2 separate regions of the Homo sapiens genome follow, and region 2 is linked to region 1. A link is a loop called in an ENCODE intact Hi-C map of the cell type or tissue named here. Cell type or tissue: ascending aorta. All regions are shown on one strand. Links, peaks and the distances in the headings refer to the core of each region. The heading gives the core; the rest is flanking DNA.

Evidence for each region. Hi-C counts contacts between places; a loop is a spot of excess contacts. Peaks named below come from ENCODE experiments on the same cell type or tissue, not always from the same donor. Only the 100,000 strongest peaks of a DNase experiment are listed, where the experiment ranks them.
Region 2: it touches region 1 in a loop (2.6-fold over the local background); 1 of 110 quality-filtered maps calls a loop at or near these places.

What each region holds. Positions count from the first base shown.
Region 1 is chr4:52,639,413-52,648,876 of GRCh38, forward strand. All of the region lies in intron 1 of USP46 (ubiquitin specific peptidase 46), which reads right to left. Among named protein-coding and RNA genes, the nearest start is that of USP46, 15 kb to the right of the region's middle. RefSeq lists a silencer at 194-424 and enhancers at 2,532-2,601, 2,612-2,801. In ascending aorta, for the core only: no CTCF peak of the experiment used is centred there; a DNase peak (open chromatin) is centred at 4,599; H3K27ac peaks cover 2,101 bases.
Region 2 is chr4:54,275,879-54,285,342 of GRCh38, forward strand. It overlaps PDGFRA (platelet derived growth factor receptor alpha), which reads left to right. Exons shown (of 23, transcript NM_006206.6): 13 at 1,510-1,614; 14 at 2,018-2,128; 15 at 2,484-2,637; 16 at 4,438-4,604. Among named protein-coding and RNA genes, the nearest start is that of PDGFRA, 51 kb to the left of the region's middle. RefSeq lists enhancers at 2,278-2,801, 5,215-6,414. In ascending aorta, for the core only: no CTCF peak of the experiment used is centred there; a DNase peak (open chromatin) is centred at 2,053; H3K4me3 peaks cover 444 bases; H3K27ac peaks cover 2,500 bases.

The DNA.
Region 1 (9,464 bases), core at 3,095-5,594:
TGTTGCACTGTCATCCTCAAGAGCCAGTTTCCATCTTTGGAACCAATATGGCTACTCTAGCTCCTACCACCAAATGCCTTCTGCCAGGGGGAAGCAGAAAAAAAAATGGGAAAGGACTGATCCTCCTCTAGGATGCTCCTGGAAGCTGCACACATTACTTTTGCTCACAATCCTGCTAGCTAGAATCTAATCTAGTCATATGGCCACACCTAGCTGCAAGGGAGTTTGGCAAAGGTGGTCTTTACCTGGGCAGCCACGACCAGGTAAAATGTCTCTAGAAATGAAAAGTGAATTTTTTTTTTCAGACAGGTTCTCACTCTGTCGCCCAGGCTGGAGTGCAGTGGTGCTAACAGGGTTCACTGCAGCGTCAACCTTTCAGGCTCAAGTGATCCTCCCACCTCAGCCCCATGAGTAGCTGGTACTACAGGCATATGCTACCATGCCTGGGTTTTTTTTTTTTTTTTTTTTTTTGGTAGAGTCAGGGTCTTGCCATGTTGTCCAGGCTGGTCTCGAAATTCCTGGGCTCAAACAATCCTTTCCCCTTGACCTCCTAAAGTGCTGGGATTACTGGTGTGAGCCATTGTGCCTGGCTGAAAAATGGATACTGAGGGGACAATCAGTAGTCATATCCCTGCAGCAAGCTTTCTAACAGGAAAAAAAAAATGGGAGTAACTTGAATTGGGTAAATAATTATAGTAATTCATATGATGGAATACCATGTAGCTAATTTAAAAAGTAAAGTTACCCTACAGGTACTGCTATGAAAATTTGCCTAAGATACAATGATAAGTAAAAACATGTTACAGAGTAATAACGTGTTGCATAGGACAATACTGTAAATGTGGTTCATTCCATCAACAGACACTGAGCCCTGCGACGTGCCTGGCTCTATTCTACATCTGAGGGACACAAGGTGAACAAGACCAGGCCACTGTATTCAACATCTACATTTAATGGAAATTTTTGAAAGAAGACTTGAGAGATTATAACAGTGGTCTTCAGCATCAGGGAGTAGGCCTAGAAGAAGAGGAGGTCAAGAAGTGGCTTTTCTTATTATCTTCTTAACTCTTCAAATTTTTACTATGAGCAATTATTATTTTTTATTAAAATTTTAGGCCAGGCTTATGGCTGTAATCCTAGCAGTTTGGGAGGCCAAGGTGAGCGGATCACTTGAGGTTGGGAGTTCGAGACCAGCCTGACCAACATGGAGAAACTCTGTCTCTACTTAAAAAAAAAATACAAAATTAGCCAGGCATGGTGGCACATGCCTGTAGTCCCAGCTACTCAGGAGACTGAGGCAGGGGAATTGCCTGAACCTGGGAGACAGAGGTTGCAATGAGCCAAGATCACGCCACGGCACTCCAGCCTAAGCAATAAGAGCAAAACTCCATCTCAAAAAAAAAAAAAAAAATTAACAAATTTTTAAAAATATAATGAAAGTTTAGTAAACAAATGTCCTGCAAACCAGTTGCCTAAGGCCCTCGGCAAATACCTCAGAGCTGTATTTGGCCATTTTTTTTTTTTTACCACTATGAAATGCCTTTGATTTCAGTCACTTTACCTCTCTGTGGCCTTAACTTCCTGGCTGAGAGGCTGGGCTGTTGATATCCAGCCTGACTATTCCTCAGGGCAGCAGAGAGAATGAAGCAAAACTGGGAATGTTATCAGCACTGTATAAATTGTAAAGTATGTTACAAACCCAAGAGATTGCACTTCTATTGCTAGCACCCTGCACAAGACACAAAAGGCAATGAGGGGAACTGAAAAATAATTGTTATATGACCAGATGGTGAACAAAGTACCGATCTTGGGGGGTAAATCACAGGGTCGGGAAGCATAAGAAACATAGGGTTCTTATTTCCATCAGTAAAAAACGTAGTAACCTTTGAAAAACAGTGCAGCCAACTTTATTAAAAATAGCATCTGAGCTGGGACAAGTTCCAACAAGACTATAATGTTAGCTCCTCAAAGCACCTCTGAAAGCAATTCTATGACTGCCAAGGGGTGCTACCAAAACACAAACAACAATAACAAAATCCCAGGAAGGATGATTCATAAATGCATAAGACGGATAAAGAAAGAAATGTTTTGAAGCAATTTACAAGGAAAACAAGTTAGAATTTCTTCCTTGGTCGAGGGGTAAAGGATGAAGACGGCCTTGCCCAGAAGGAGGAAATAATCAAAACAATGGCATTAAAAGGTCTGGAAAAACCAATGAGAACACTGTCAAAATATGGAAGAGCCTAAAACAAAAACACAGGGACCAGGAAGCATCCTTGGAGAAGAGCCAGACCATGCCACAGATTAAAAAACGAAGGCCCAGAGAAGTAAACTTACTTGCCCAAGATCTTTCTAAGGCACCTCATTTATCTGCATCCTAGGACATGCAGCCTTTCTTTCAAGTTTGTACAAGGAAGGGACACAAGAAAGGCCAAAGATAACATGTAAGGATTTCTAAGTACATAGAGAATAAGTCATTAATTATAGACCATAAATTAAAGTGGATGACAGAAGAGGTGAACATTGCTGCTAAACCCACATTTGTAGATCTATCGTTCAAAAGGCTACTCTACTTATCAACTATACTTTCAAAGTACAAAGCACATAAAGGACCTATTTTCAAAAGGACTAGTGTCCCCAGAATTCTGATGACAAAGATCATTCCTATAGTCTTATGAAGAAAGTGAAGCAAAAATGAAGTGACTCAGCCCAAGATCTCAGGATGAGTCAGAAGACACCTGACAGAATTCAAGGGTGATTACAGAGGAATTATGGCTACCGATGCCTCTGATGTAATTAATAATAATAGAGAACTCATAAATAGCATAGACTGTGTACAGTTACTGTTCTAGGGATTTTACTTGTATTTCATTCATTTTCATCTTCATAATAACTCTATGAGGCAGACACTGCTACTGGCCTTATTTTAAAGATAAGAAAACTGAGAGGGCAGGGAACTATTCAAGTTCACACAGCTACTAAGTACTGGAATTGGGTTTGAACTTGAACAATCTGGCTCCAGTGTGTGTGCCCCTAACTACTACATAATATTGACTCTCAGGGAGGCAGAGTCTCCTTGGAACCACAGAACTGAAAGAACTGAAGAAACCGAAGAGGTCACAAAGTTGTTGGGAGAACCCCCTTCCTTCTGAAGCACCCCTTGAAATTTTCTAGAATGAGAACACACAAGTCCTTTTCCATGGAATCTCTACAGAGTACTGGCAACTTGTTTAGAGAAAACATAAAATTGAGGTTGGGAGTCAGAGGAGACATGAGATGTAGTTAAGAGGAAAGCAGATTTTTTTTCAAAATCACTTCAAAGACTGTGGACCTTTTATCTAGCCAAAGAATAAAAACAAATAATGTCAACTTTTAAAATGCTAAAAGAGAAAACCGTACCAAAAAGCAAATTTGAGTTCTAGAGAGTAAACCATTCTACACCTAATAATGAAATAATGTGCAATCTTTACTAAATACTTGGATAGATACTGACAATAATATAACAAAAACAATGGAAAAGGGAGAGAAAGAAAGTGCATATGCAGAACAAAATGTGTTAATATATTAATGTAGCTTATCTCTTGGTAACATAGCTTATCTCTTGGATTATTGCAGGGAGAGGGTAGGGGAGGAGAAAACTGGCGATGAATTAAATAGAGGAACGAAATTATTTATTTTAATCCAAAGAAAGCTGCAGAATATCTGTTATGCCTTTAAAAGATACGAACCCACAGACCAGCCTGGAGCACCCTCCATCTCCTCCTCTGGCTGCCTCTCCTCATCATTTGGTTTCAATGTCACTTCTTCAAAGCTACCTTCCCTGACCCTTCCCACTCATAGAATCCTGTCTGTTCCTCCACAGCCCTTAGCACAATCTGTAACATCATAATTGTAATTATTTAACAACTGTCTTCCCACTAGACCACAGGTCTGCAAATTACAGCCTATGGGCAGAATATGACCCACCAATTGTTGTCATAAATAAAGTTTTACTGCAACACAGCCATGATCATTCATTTACTTATGGCAACTACTTTCACAATATTAACAGCAGAATTGCGTAGCTGTGATAGAGACACTACGGCCCACAAAGTCTAAAGCATTTACTGTCCAGACATTTACAGAAAAGCTTACCAACCCCTGTACTATGCCATAAGCTTTATAAGGGCAGCAATTAGGTCTGATTCATTTGCCAGCACCTAGTAGAATGTCTGGTTGTATAGAAGGCACTTGATAAATTTGCTCACTGAATAAACTTGGGAAGCAGGGGAAAAGTTAGCAGTAGGTGCCACTCATTCAGAGAACTTCACATCTACATATTCATTTAATCTTGCCTGCCACCCCAAGGCAGATTACTCTTAATATCCCCATTCTACACATGAAAAAAATGTAGGGAACCTGCCCAAGCTCACTCAGCCAATAAGAGCAGATCTGGGATTCAAACCTATGTAAATTCGGTTCCTGAGTCTGAGCTCTGGACCACAAGCCAGGAGAGGAGATATTTTCATTCACATTTTCAGTAATTCTTTAGCTACAGATGTAAGGCTTGGGCAGCCAGCCAGGAACTGTCTCTGAGTATGTCCACTTTGGCTGCTGGCTGTCACACATTACCTAACCACCGGGCACTTACCCAGAGTGGCTACGAATGCCTGACCTGTTTAGTTAGCAACATATCACCACGGAGCCCCTGTCCCACTGAGCAATACTGAATGTGACTCTCTCTGCCAAATAAATCACTGATGGGGACTCATTATCCCCATGTCATAGCTGAAGGAAATGAGGTTAACTAACTTGCCAAGGTCAAGTGTTAGCATGAGGCAGAGGTAAGTGGTGAACCTATGATCTTAACACCATTATTCCACAACCCTGGCTCCTGTTTCAACAGCCCACTCCTCTCCAGGCTTCAACAGGGAAAGCAATCATGAACAAGAAGGCAGTCAAGGGGCATTTTCATCCCACAGCATGACAACATGTCACTTCTATGTCTTATGTCAGAAGTCCCCAACCCCCAGGTACAGTTCTGTGACCTGTTAGGAACCAAGCGGCACAGCAGGTGAGCAGGCATTACCACCTGAGCTCTACCTCCGGTCAGATCAGCAATAGCATTAGATTCTCATAGGAGAGTGAACTCTATTGTGAACTGCGCATCAGAGGGATCTAGGTTGCATACTCCTTCTGAGAGTCTAATGCCTGATAATCTGAGGTGGAACGTTCATCCCAAAACCATCCCCAGCTCTGCCCAGGTTTGTGGAAAAATTGTCTTCCACAAAACCTGTCCCTGGTGCCAAAAAGTTTGGGGACCGCTATCTTACATGATATTGAATTAAAAAAAAAAAAAAAAAAAAACCTCTGAAAAAAACCTTGGCCAGGCGCAGTGGCTCACGCCTGTAATCCCAGCACTTTGAGAGGCCGAGGTGGGTGGATCACGCGGTCAGGAGTTTGAGACCAGCCTAACCAATATGGTGACACCCCGTCTCTACTAAAAATACAAAAAATTAGCCGGGCGTGGTGGCACGCGCCTGTAAGCCAAGCTACTAAGGAGGCTGAGGCAGGAGAATTGCTTGAACCCAGGAGGTGGAGGTTGCAGTGAGCTGACATCGTGCCATTGCACTCCAGCCTGGGTGACAGAGAGGGACTCCATCTCAAAACAACAACAACAAAAATTAGCCGGACATGGTGGCATGCACCTATAATCCCATGTACTCGGGAGGCTGAGGCAGGAGAATAGCTTGAACCCGGGAGGCAGAAGTTGCAGTGAGCCGAGATCGCGCCACTGCACTCCAGCCTGTGAGGTGAAGACAGACTCTATCTCAAAAAAAAAAAAAAAAAAAGAAAACCTCAACATGACTTCATTTAATAATTGTACACAGAAGCCAAAACATCTGCCACTGAAGAAAGCTGACCTGGGATACTTGACTACATGACCATCCCAAGTCATTCTAGCAAGGAGCATTAAAGAACATCTAGAAAGAAGCTGTGGCTGGCAAAACAATTCTCCATATATTTAGAGATAACAAAATGAAGTCCTCATGCAAAACTAAAACTTCAAGTCAAAAGCAGAACAAAGAATCTTGAGACCATGCCTGTTTTCTAGCTGCAGGTGGAAGACAAGGAAATAGCCACTTATGTCACTGAACTCAGTGAGCTAGAAGCAAGAACCTCATTTCCAATTCAATCCTTCTACAAAGCCACCAAGATGCTGCCTGAATTATCATGTCCCCTAAGCTCCTACTTTACCCACAAATACACTTCCCATCTGTTCCCAGAAAGGCAGCAGAGGAGGCTGGGGTCCTTGCAAAATCCTAGGTCAAAGAGGCCTTGATATGGTTTGGCTCTGTGTCCCCACCCAAATCTCATCTAGAATTGTAATTCCCACAATTCTAGGGGCCTGGTGGGAGGTGATTGGATCATTGGGGCGGTCTTTCCCCTCGCTGTTCTCATGATAGTGAGTGAGTTCTCACAAGATCGGGTTGTTTGAAAGTGTGTGGCACTTTCCCTTTCTCTCTTGCTCTCTCCTGCTCCACCATGGTAAGATGTGCCTGCTTTCCCTACACCTTCTGCCATGATTTTAAGTTTCCTGAAGCCTCCCAGTCATGCTTCCTGTTAAGCCTTTGGAACTGTGAGTCAATTAAACCTCTTTTCTTCATAAATTACCCAGTCTCAGGTAGTTCTTTATAGCACTGTGAGAATGGACTAATATAGGCCTGCTCTGTAAATTTTATTAATAGGGTGATTTCATCCTCCCATCTTCTCATCCAAGCTCAAGGTCTTCATCAGTGAAAATCACAACACCTGCATTCCCACCTTACAGCATGGGGAGCACTGCAGGAGTCAACATGCCTCAATGCACTTGTGCGGCAACCCGGCCCTCGGGAACCAGTCCCTCCTGGGTCAGTATTGCACCATCAGAGATATTTTCCACTAATGTAACAAAACCATCCTGAAATGTGCTGATTATGAAATGTAAAATATAAAATTCTGGGCTCTCTCCTCCCATCCTCAAATAGAGTAGCAATGGGAGAAAAAACATGAGTAAGTTGTTCTTTACAGCAATGTTATTTACTCAAAACTCTCTGTGGTGAGCTACATCCAGAAACTAAAAACATGGAGATAAAATGAATGGATAGAGTAATTTTGTATCTGTCAAGTTTAGTAACAAAAAAATTAAGGCTTGCATTTTATTTCTCTTTGGGTTTTTTTAATTCCATTTTGCTAGTTATTCCTTTTTATTGTATTTTACAAATATATTGGTCTGAGACAGATTGAAAATAACAATAAAACTGGTCCTTCCCTACAGACTCTGAAAATAATTACCAACAGCAAGGTATTTAAATAAAATTGAGTTTATTTTCCTAAATATGTGAATAGCTGCTGAAGCTCACTTCTAATAAGAGAAATGCAAACTACAAATATACTAAGACACCATCTTTCCCCTGACTGGCAAAGATCAAAAGGTTTCTGGGTAGCACACTGCTTTGGCAAGGCTGCAGGCAGCCAGAGTCACACATATTGCTGATGGAGGGCAATTTGGCAAAATCCATCCCAGTTACAAATGCAAATCCATTTTTAGGAAGTCGGTCCACAGATATACTCCCACATATGGACAAAGTTGTTCCTTACAGCCTTGTTTGTAAAAACCGAAGACTAGAAAACTACCTACAACATGTCCTGCTAGTCAGTGAGGGCCTGGTTCAGTGAATTCAGTAGACTCAAGCAAGTGAATACTCTGCAGCCATAAAAAAAGAATGAGGTGGCTCTTCCCACAGACCCTCCTACAAGACACAAACAGCAAGGGGCAGATCAGGACAGATCAGGGTATACTCTATGTACTCTTTGTGTTTTTAAAAACTAAGAGAGAAATATAAACACAGTTGCTTGTATATGCATATAACTCTAAATGGAAGCATAAGAAACTATAACTATTGATAGATGCCAGAGATAAGAATTGGACACTGGGTCTATTTTCAACATACAACCTTGTGCACATTTTGAAATTTCTGCCACATAAACTCATAGTACCTATTCAGACACTTTACTTAAAAATTTAGAAAAGAAACTGCGCTTAGCTACTTCATGTATTTCTCAGTTAGGAAGGCTGTGTGTGCCAAATGACACAAAAGAGTGTGGTATAAGCTCATTCAAAGACAACATATCTTTTACTACAGAATGTGCTCTCATTCTCAGGAAAAGGAAAAACATTGTATCTTGACTAGTGACAACAAAAGCTTGGCCACACACCACCAGCATGTGTCTTCCAATGGCATTTTTGTCAGAAATCATAGCTTCTTCCTCCTTTTGTCCTGCAGCCCTTCCCTAGTTCTCCTTGACTGAAAACCATAGCTGGTTTATAACACACATGCTCGTCTTCTTGCCACTGCTCACCAGCAGGAGTGGTTCTTATTTTATAGACCCAGAGAGGCCTCAGTGACCTGCCCAACACCGCTAAAGCTGGAAAGCAATCAGAGCCTGGGATTTCTGAGTCCTAGCTCAGGGCTCTGTCTACTACAGTGTTTGGTGGACTCTTTCACTAATGGAAATAAGAAGGGCACTGGAAGAAAGTGGTAATGCAATGCCCAGGCAACAGGCTAAGCACTAGACATCAATCTCTCTGCTTAAGCCCCACAATGACCCAGGAAGGTAAGTTCTCTCATCACCCACAGGCTATGGATAAGAAGCATGTCTTTACAAGGGTAGAGAACATCAAGCTCTCATACCCAATCAACAGTGGTGTAGAAAGTCCAACCATATCTCAGCCATGTGCTCACTTGCCTCCCAAGGAAGCTCACCGACCAGACCATCATCTACAAAGTAGTTCAACAAATGGTGCTCCTCCAAGAGCCGATTATTTGAGCCACTACAAAAAACCTCTTATCTGAGCCAATGTCACCCAAACTATGGGCCATGAATCCTGGAGGGAGGGGAGTTACTCTTAGGTGGCACCAGTATGAACAGTTTTAAGTGTAGCAATAATGTTTTTGAAAAGGATTAGAAAAGCATAAAATTAGCTCATCAAACCCATCATTTTGCAGATGTTTCAGAATAAGGTCAAATTAGGGTGAACAGATTTAAGGAAAACTAAGTAAATAAGTTCAAGTGATACACAGATGTAGCAAAAACCATGAACAATGATGACAAACTGACATTTGAGTATCACTGACCTAAGCAACTGGATCCATCCCACAGTTTTTCTCTAGAGTAAGAAAAGCTTGGAAATAATAGGTTATCCACCCCTACACTGCCAACCATACAATATGCATTCGTTCTGAATGTTATTTTTTATTTATTTATTTGTATTTGCCTTCTCTCCATTACTACATTACCCTCTGATTCATGAGGCAGGGAAACCCAGTTCCTGAAGCATACTGAAACTCTGCATTTAAATAGGAGTGTCCTATGGTAGCTTAACCTTAGAGGGACCTACCTCTAGTTTGCCCTGAATAGCTCAGATTACACCTACAGATCAA
Region 2 (9,464 bases), core at 640-3,139, 1.6 Mb after region 1:
GAGGAACTTAGTTTATAGTTTGACTTTGAAAAAAAGACAATAATAGCCCTTTGCCAAAACAAACCCTCTTTTTCCCTGGGAACTAGACTGCCTTTGCGGGACTAACGAATTAGCTACAAGATTAGAAAGTATGGTTTAGGGGTCACTGTTGTAAAACCTGAGGTCAGTGCTTGAGATATTTTGGAGACCCTGTATTTCGATGCACCAGCTGACACCACCCAGGTCAATAAACTGGCTCATCTGATCTTGGGGCCCCTACCTAGGAACTGACTCAGTGCAAGAGGACAGCATCAGCTCCCTATAATTTCATCTTTGACCCAACCAATCAGCACTCCCCTTTTCACCCCCTACCCACCAAATCATCCTTAAAAACCCCATTCCCCCAGTTTCAGAGACACTGATTTGAGTAATAGCAGAATAGTAGAAATTCCCCCAGTTTCAGAGACACTGATTCGAGTAATAGTAGTAATAGTAGAATAGGTCTCCCGTACAGCTGGCTCTGTGTGAATTAAACCCTTTTTCTATTGCAATTCCCCTGTCTTGGTAAATCGGCTCTGTCTAGGCAGCGGACAAGGAGAATCCATGGGGCGGTTATAAGAGCTGCCCCCCAATTTCAAATATTTATATCTAAGCTTTCTTTATTTTCCTGCCTATTTCCCAACAAGGGATGAGGAGCTTAGGGAGTTAAAAAGTAGTAAAATATGGGGAAAAGGGCATAATTCCCATTATACCAAGAGGCATTGCTGGTGAAGCAATACCTTTCCAGGTACGATTTTCAGTAACACAGACGTGCAGTAAGAGGCAGTGTTGGCTGTTAGTGTCTTTTATGAGCCAAGTCTTTTCCTGGCTTGGCTATCCGTGGTGAGACTGACACCCCGGGAAATGTTTCTCTCAGGGTGAGCTCTTTCAGGGTGGGACAACAGCTTCAGTGTCTTTACGTATGTCTCCTCCCAACATGAAGCTAATTGCTGTGCTCTCGGGCATGTTTAGCTCTTGGTAGAGTGGCTTTCCTAACAAATAGGGAGCAGTGAGCCCAGCCTGAAGTTTTTATTTAGTCACTCCTTAGAATCAGTGATATTTTGAATACTGAAGTATTTCCAGTGGCTAGTAATTTACTAAGACAAAAGATGCCCCTGTTTGCATATGGAAAACAGAAGGGGAGAGAGCCAGGAGGTGTGGGTGAGAGCCCCGAAGGCAAGAGGATCCCAGGGGCTGGCCCAGCACGGAGCTGGTAGACAGCGCGCTCACACCAGGGAGGGCTGCACCCTCCTTTCTCCCGTCTGTGTTTTCTTTCCCTTGCAAGTGTTATTCGACAAAAGCAATTATGCTAATTTCCTTCCCTGTGGGCTCAATTCCTTTTTTGACACGATGACTTGGAGGAGTCATTATGATTACTCCAAACAGGAAAGACACTCGCCCAGCTGTCCGCCCGCAGAGAGCTGGCTACGGTGCAGAAAGCTGAGGAGGCGTCTGGAGTTTTTGGGTGTTAATGATTCTGCCTGCCCACAGGTCGGGTCTTGGGGTCTGGAGCGTTTGGGAAGGTGGTTGAAGGAACAGCCTATGGATTAAGCCGGTCCCAACCTGTCATGAAAGTTGCAGTGAAGATGCTAAAACGTAAGTGCTCCTTCCTGGGGATTTTTTGAGCACGGGGATTTTTTGAGCATGGGGATATTAAGGGAATTTCTCAAAATCATGCAGCTAGTAAATAAGACATTTAGGACTAGGTCCTGATTATTTTGACTCCAGGTTTTATGTGTATTTAGATTAGGTTTATTTAGATTGCTCTTGCTGCCTGTATGTTGGAAAATTAAGAGCTTGTTATTTCCAGTGACTTCTTTTTACTAGAAAGACCAGGAATTAGTTATTAGCACTGAGGCCAAGTAGCTATCTGCTTCTTTTAGACTTCTGGTAAATAGAATGATATCCAATCACAGGATTAGTCATATTCTTGGTTTTTTTCTGAGAACAGGAAGTTGGTAGCTCAGCTGGACTGATATGTGATTTATTCTTTCAACAGCCACGGCCAGATCCAGTGAAAAACAAGCTCTCATGTCTGAACTGAAGATAATGACTCACCTGGGGCCACATTTGAACATTGTAAACTTGCTGGGAGCCTGCACCAAGTCAGGTGGGCTCACTGACCTGGAGTGAGGATTTTCACTGGACACATGTGGTTGTGAAAACTGTTCAATCAGGCTTAAATCCTCCACTCTCCATCCCCACACATGGCAGGGAATAGAAGTCCCTTGAATGGAGCTGACTGGTCCCTTGAATTGATGGAAGCTCATTGGTTTTTGAGCAAAATCTGTTGCCAGTCCAGTCATAGCCATTCATGGCTCTTTATTAAAAAAAAAAAAAAAAAAAAAAAAAAAAAACTTTTTTGGTATCTTATTTTTTTCTGTGCCATATGGTCTGCAGGACAATTCATGGCTTTTCTGTTCTTCATTTTCATACCCATCTCCTAACGGCTTTTGTCCCCATAGGCCCCATTTACATCATCACAGAGTATTGCTTCTATGGAGATTTGGTCAACTATTTGCATAAGAATAGGGATAGCTTCCTGAGCCACCACCCAGAGAAGCCAAAGAAAGAGCTGGATATCTTTGGATTGAACCCTGCTGATGAAAGCACACGGAGGTGGGTGCAAAGAGAGATGTTGCTGTCTATCATTATCTTACAGGCATCACAAATGGAAAGACCCATGTCCTGATAGATATCATGTCTGCAGATTCAGTGCCCAAGGTAGCAAGACTTAGAGTCAAACCACCCTGTCCAGTCTTTCCATGGTCATGCAGAGAGATGCATGATGTCTAAAGGTGTTTTGGACTGGGGTGTCACATGGGAAGGCCTTGCTGATAGGTTTGAATGAGAGTGAGTTAGAATGACTCTGGGAGCTCTTCTGCTATTTACATGTGATCCACTTAGACCTATAAAATGCAGCTCTGGCCAGGGATGCTTGAGTTCTGGAACCTTGCAAGAACTGTCTGTGGATCTCCAAGCTCGAGGTCCTTGCTGAACCTGGACCTATAAATGACGTCAATGATAGTGATCCCTACTGCAGAAATCTACAAGTGGCTATAAAGAACTCTGTAGGTAAGAAATTCTGTAAGATCAGAAAGTACAATGAATTCACTTCATAATAAATTACTTGGTGGACACCAAATGGGTGCTAAATTGATTGGGTAGAAGGAATTGTATGCCCAAGCCACATGGCCACACGGCTCAAGTTCCAACCAAGGCTTGTGAGTTGAAAAACTGAGAAAGAATAATGACAGACTTAACGTAGTGAATTCTTCAAACTTTAAGTGTAATGGACTTACAGGTCCATGGGAGCACAGCCCCACTGTCTTAGATGTGGCTCTTCAGGATGTGCGGGCTCCTGCTAAGGATGTGCAGGGAACTGGCTCTGAAAACAAGTGAACAGTAGTCATCATGGCAGCTGACATTTGTGGAGTCCTTTGTATGTGCCAGGTGCCATGACAAATATTCCGCTAGTCTTTCCCATCTTTGTCAGTGGGATCCATTCTACGTCTTCTGAAAAGTGCTTCCTTGACCCCCAGATCAAGTCATTTTCCTTACAAGCTATTGAAACCTTTCTTCCTTCACAACACAGCTGAGTTTGAGTTGATCTGTGTATTTATTTTGTTTTTTACATTTCTTTTTTTCCCTATTTAAAAAATTTTTTTATTTCCATAGGTTTTTGGGGAACAAGTGGTATTTGGTTACATGAGTAAATTCTTCAGTGGTGATTTGTGAGATTTTGGTGCACCCATCACTGGAGCAGTATACACTGAACCCAGTTTGTAGTCTTTTATCCCTCACCTGCCTCTCAATTTTTCCCCGAGTCCCCAAGTCCATTGTGTCATTCTTATGCCTTTGCATCCTCATAGCTTAGCTCTCACTTATGAGTGAGAACGTACGATGTTTGGTTTCCATTTCTGAGTTACTTCACTTAGAATAATAGTCTCTAATCCCATCCAGGTTGCTGCAAAAGCCATTAATTCATTCCTTTTTATAGCTGAGTTACATATATATATATATATATGCACACCTACACATACATATGTATAGATACACTGCAGTTTCTTTATCCACTCCTTGATTGATGGGCATTTGGGGTTGGTTCCACATTTTTTCAATATGTGAATTGTGCTGCTATAAACATGTGTGTGCAAGTATCTTTTTAGTATGACTTCCTTTCCTCTGGTAGATACCCAGTAGTGGAATTGCTGTGATGCATGTATTTGTGCGACTATTTGATTAATGCTCATTTCCTTGACTAGATCACCTCATGTGAAAGGTATGGATTGGTTTTGCTTTTACCCAGTTAGCTCCCATGCCTACCTCAGTACCTGGCACATAATCATCATCTACTGAAAGTGGAATGACCACTTCAGAAGGGCACCCTGGGTAAGATTTCTCTTTCTGTTTTTACAGCTATGTTATTTTATCTTTTGAAAACAATGGTGACTACATGGACATGAAGCAGGCTGATACTACACAGTATGTCCCCATGCTAGAAAGGAAAGAGGTTTCTAAATATTCCGACATCCAGAGATCACTCTATGATCGTCCAGCCTCATATAAGAAGAAATCTATGTTAGGTAAAAGTGTCTATACTCACTCTGGGTGTTGGGACTTTCCAGTGGTTTAATATGATACTTAAAGTATTTAGAGGGAAGTGTATAGGGATGGTAAGTGAACCTGGCAGCCCACGTGGTCTCTAAATGCAGGTCTGCACAACCAGTTCTGTGACATGTTTCCAGGTTTGTGGCCTGTAAATTGAAAAGAATAAAAGCTGACAATGTAACAAATTTTTTAAACTTTAAATTTAATAGTTTTAAAGAATTTTCTTGGTGTGTTCCTGCAGTAAACATTTTTTAAAAAAAATAATTATTTATTCTGATATAATGAACTTCCTTTTTTATTGCTGTCTTTTTCTTTTTTAATGAAAATATGGTGATTGATTTTTTTTAATGCCCTTACTTGGCAGAATTACAAGTTGGCTGTCTTATGTTGGTTCCTCACCTTGCTTTTTTTCCCTTAAGTTTTAGAAGTCTCTGATGTCTATGAGTTCAGTAACCCTTGCTTTTACTTTTCCTAACATTCAATTTGTGATAGGAACTCTAGAGTAGATAATTTGCAGTTATATTTTCTGGACCAGTGTTTCTGTTGAATGTATTTTGAAGGTGGGTCTATCTGTTTTTCAAGTACATGAATATGTGGCAGGGTTAAATTGATTTATAAACTCCAGGGAGTCCAGCTGATGCCCAGACCAGATGGATCACTTCACATCTGCTCAGGGTGGTTCCTCCAGAGCCCTGAACTGGTCACAGACATGAAGCTGGAAGTCTGACATTGGCTTGTCCTGTGAGCTTGCCTTTTTGGGTCTGAGCCTTCCCATTAGTCAATGCAAAAAAGTGTTGAGCTGCCCTGGACATTGTTTTGGAAATTATTGATGTGCTCTGAATGTTTTCAGGTTCTTAAGTGAAAGGTACAATCCATTTAAAAAAGAATGTGTTTGTTTTGCAAAGCTCAGTACACAATATTTTCCATTTCTGCGGTTCCAAGTTCCATTCACTTCTCATTGCCAAATGGGTGAACTTCCAAGCGCTTTTAAAAGATTAGCCAGTGAGAGTTATCGGAACCAGTACTTCCTCTCCCCTCCCATATTGTTAAAAATAGTTTACATTGCTTCCCAGGCTGGGCTGGTGGAGTTGGCACGAGATGTCAGAGGAACCTGAGTCATGCTCAGGCCCAAGCCCTGTTGGCAGGCAGACCACTGCTTTCTGGCCTTCCGTGACTATCTGAAAAAAATCGTGAATGGCTAGAGCTACTCTTCACTTGCTGAACATTTTCAAAAAGAATTGAGAACTTCTGGATTAAATTGCCTTCTTCCTCGAAAACCCTGGGACCCTTCCAGATGGGACTAACTGGGGAAAGTGGACAAGTTACAAACAAAGAAACTCAAAGGAAAGTCATTGGCACTGATCTCTAAGATGCTATCACATGTGATTGGTGGTTGATTTTATTAACAAATTATAAGCAAAGTACTACAAAGGTGGCTTTAAAAAGAAAATAAAGCAATTCACAGAAACTACTTTTTCATGTAGCTTGTATGTGTGCTCCATGTATTTCATCATGGAAGATTTTAGTGTGTGTTTATGTGTATGTGTGTTTTAAAGGTAGCTGAGATGATTTGCTAATTATGGTTGAAAAAAAGAAATTTAGGAGGTAAACAAAATAATTATGTGTAAGATTGGTCCTTGTGGCTGTGTGTGTGTTTTGTGTGTGCGTGTATGTCTCTGTGTGTTTTAGGCTGTTCTTTTATTGCTATAAATAAATACTTGAGACTGGGTAATTTATAAGGGAAAGAGGTTTAATTAGTTCATGATTCTGCAGGCTTTACAGGAATCAAGATACTGGTAGATCTGCTCAGTTTTTGGAGAGGCCTCATGAAGCCATGAAGTCATGGCAGAAGGCAAAGCAGTGCAGGCACATCACATGGCCAGAGCAAGAGCAAGCGAGAGAGAGAAAGAGAGAGGTGCCACACACTTCTAAACAGTCAGATCTTACAAGAAGTCACTTACTATTGCGAGGACAGCACCAGAAGGATGGTGCTAAATTGTTCGTAAGAAATCTGTCCCCATGATCCATTCATCTGCCACCAGTCCCCACCTCCAATACTGGAGATTACAATTCAACATGAGATTTGGGTGGGGACACATATTCAAACTATATCATACTGACCCTGGACCCTCCCAAATCTCATGTCCTTCTCACATTTCAAAATACAATCATCCCTCCACAATAGTCCCCTCAAGCCTTAACTCATTCCAGCATCAACTCAAAGTCCAAAGTCTTATCTGACACAAGGCAGGTCCCTTCCACCTATGAGCCTGTAAAATAAAGAACAAGTTATTTACTTTCAAGATACAATGGGGTTATAGGCATTGGGTCAACATTCCCATTCCCAAAGGGAGAAATCGGCCAAAAGAAAGGGGCTACAAGCCCCACAGAAGTTCAGAACCCAGCAGGGCTGAAAACTCCAAATAAACTCCATTGACTCCATATCCCATGTCCAGAGCACACTGATGCAAGGGGTGGAGCTCTTGGGAGGGATGGAACACCCTGTGGCTTTGCAGGGTTTAGCCCCTGCAGCTGCTCTCAGGGGCTGTTGTCGAGTGCCTGTGGTTTTTCCTGGTGCAGAGTGCAGGCTGTTGGTGGATATATTATTCATGGAGGATGGTGGCCCTCCCCTCGTAGCTTCACGAGGCAGTGCCCCAGTGGAGACTCTGTGTGGGGACTTCAACCCCACATTTCCCCTCTGCAGTGCCCTAGTAGAGGTTCTCTGTGAGGGCTCCAATCCTGCAGCATGCTTCTGTCTGGACACCCTGGTTTTTTAATATATCCTCCGAAATCTAGGCAGAGGCTCCCAAGCCTCAACTCTTAACACTCTGTGCACCCACAGGCTAACACCACATGGAAGCGGCCAAGGTTTATGGCTGTCACAAGCTGAAGCAGCAGCCCAAGCTGCACCTGAACTCCTTTGAGCCACAGCTGGAGCTGGAGTCATAGGGATGCAGGGAGCAGTGTCTCGAGGCTGCACAGGGCAGTGGACCCTGGGGCTGGCCCATGAGACCATTCTTCCCTCCTAGGCCTCTGGGCCTGTGATGGGAGGGGCTGCCATGAAGGTGTCTGAAATGCCTTAAAGGCCTTTTTCCCATTGTTTTGGCAATCAGCCTTTGCCTCCTTTTTAGTTATGCAAATTTCTCTAGCAAGTGGTTGCCCAGCAGCCCTCTTTAATTCTCTCCCAAAAAAGCTTTTACTTTCTCTGTCACATGGCCAAGCTACAAATTTTCCAACCTTTTATGCTCTGCTTCCCTTTTACTTTTTTTTTATTTTAAAGAGATGGGGTCTCACTATGTTGTCCAGGCTAGTTTGAACTCTTGGACTCAAGCAATCCTCTCACTCATCCTCCCAAAGTGTTGGGATTATAGGTGTGAGCCACTGCGCCCAGCCTCTGCTTCTCTTTTAAATATAAGTTTCAACTTCAAGTCATTTCTTTGCTTCTGCATCTGACTGTAGGCTATTGGAAGCAGCCAGGCCATATCGTGAACACTTTGCTGCTTAGAAATTTCTTCCACCAGATATCCTAGGTCATCACTCTCAAGTTCAAACTTCCACATATTCCTAGGGCATGGACATAATGTGGCCAAGTTCTTTGCTGAAGCTTAACAAGGGTGACCTTTACTCCAGTTCCCAATAAGTTCTTCATTTTCATCCGAGACCTTGGCAGCCTGGATTTCATTGTCCATATCATTATCAGCATTTTGGTCACAAGCATTTAACCAGTCTCTAAGAAGTTCCAAACTTTCCTTCATCTTCCTGTCTTCTTCTGAGCCCTCCAAACTCTTCTTATCTCTGCCTGTTACCCAGTTATCTTTACAGCAATTCCCCATTCCTTGATACCAATTTTCTCTATTAGGCTGTTTTTGCATTGCTATAAAGAAATACCTGAGACTGAGTAATTTATAAAGAAAAGAGGTTTCATTGGCACATGGATTCTGCAGGCTATACAGGCATTTGCTTCTGGAGAGGCCTCAGGAAGCTTCCAATCATGGTGGAAGGTAAAGGGGGAGCAGGCATATCACATGGCCAGAGCAGGAGCAAGTGAGAGAGAGACAGAGAGAGAGAGAGAGAGAGAGAGAGAGAGAGAGGTGCCATACAGTTTTAAACAGGCAGATCTTGTAAGAAGTCACTCACTTTTGCAAGGATAGCACCAAGGGGATGGTGCTAAACCATTTGTGAGAAATTCACCCCCATGATCCAGTCACCTCCCACCAGGCCCCACCTCCAATACTGGGGATTACACTTCAACATGAGATTTGGGTGGGGACACATATCCAAACTATATCATTGCGTGTGTGTGTGTGTGTATAATTTTTAAACCAGATATATGTTTCTGCATATCTCTTTCCTTTCTTTCATTCTTTCTATCTTTTTTTTTTTTTTTTTTTTTTGAGACAGAGTCTCACTCTGTCACCCAGGCTGCAGTGCAGTGGTGTGATCTTGGCTCACTGCAACTCATTGCAACCTCCTCCTCCCTGATTCAAGCAATTCCCCTGCCTCAGCCTCCTGAGTAGCTGGGATTACAGGCACATGCCACCATGCCTGGCTAATTTTTTTGTATTATTAGTAGAGATAGGGTTTTACCATGTTGGCCAGACTGGTCTCAAACTTCTGACCTCAGGCAATCCACCCACCTCGGCCTCCCAAAGTGCTGGGATTATAGGCATAAGCCACCATGCCTGGCCTATATATCTATTTTCTAAGATAGAATCTTTGCATAGTGATATTCATCTGTGAGATCTAAACATTCTACAAAAAAATTAAGAAAATATTTTTGGATGTGTTCTTTGGGCATGCCTCTGCAACCTGATGATTTCCTGCTGCCTGCCAGC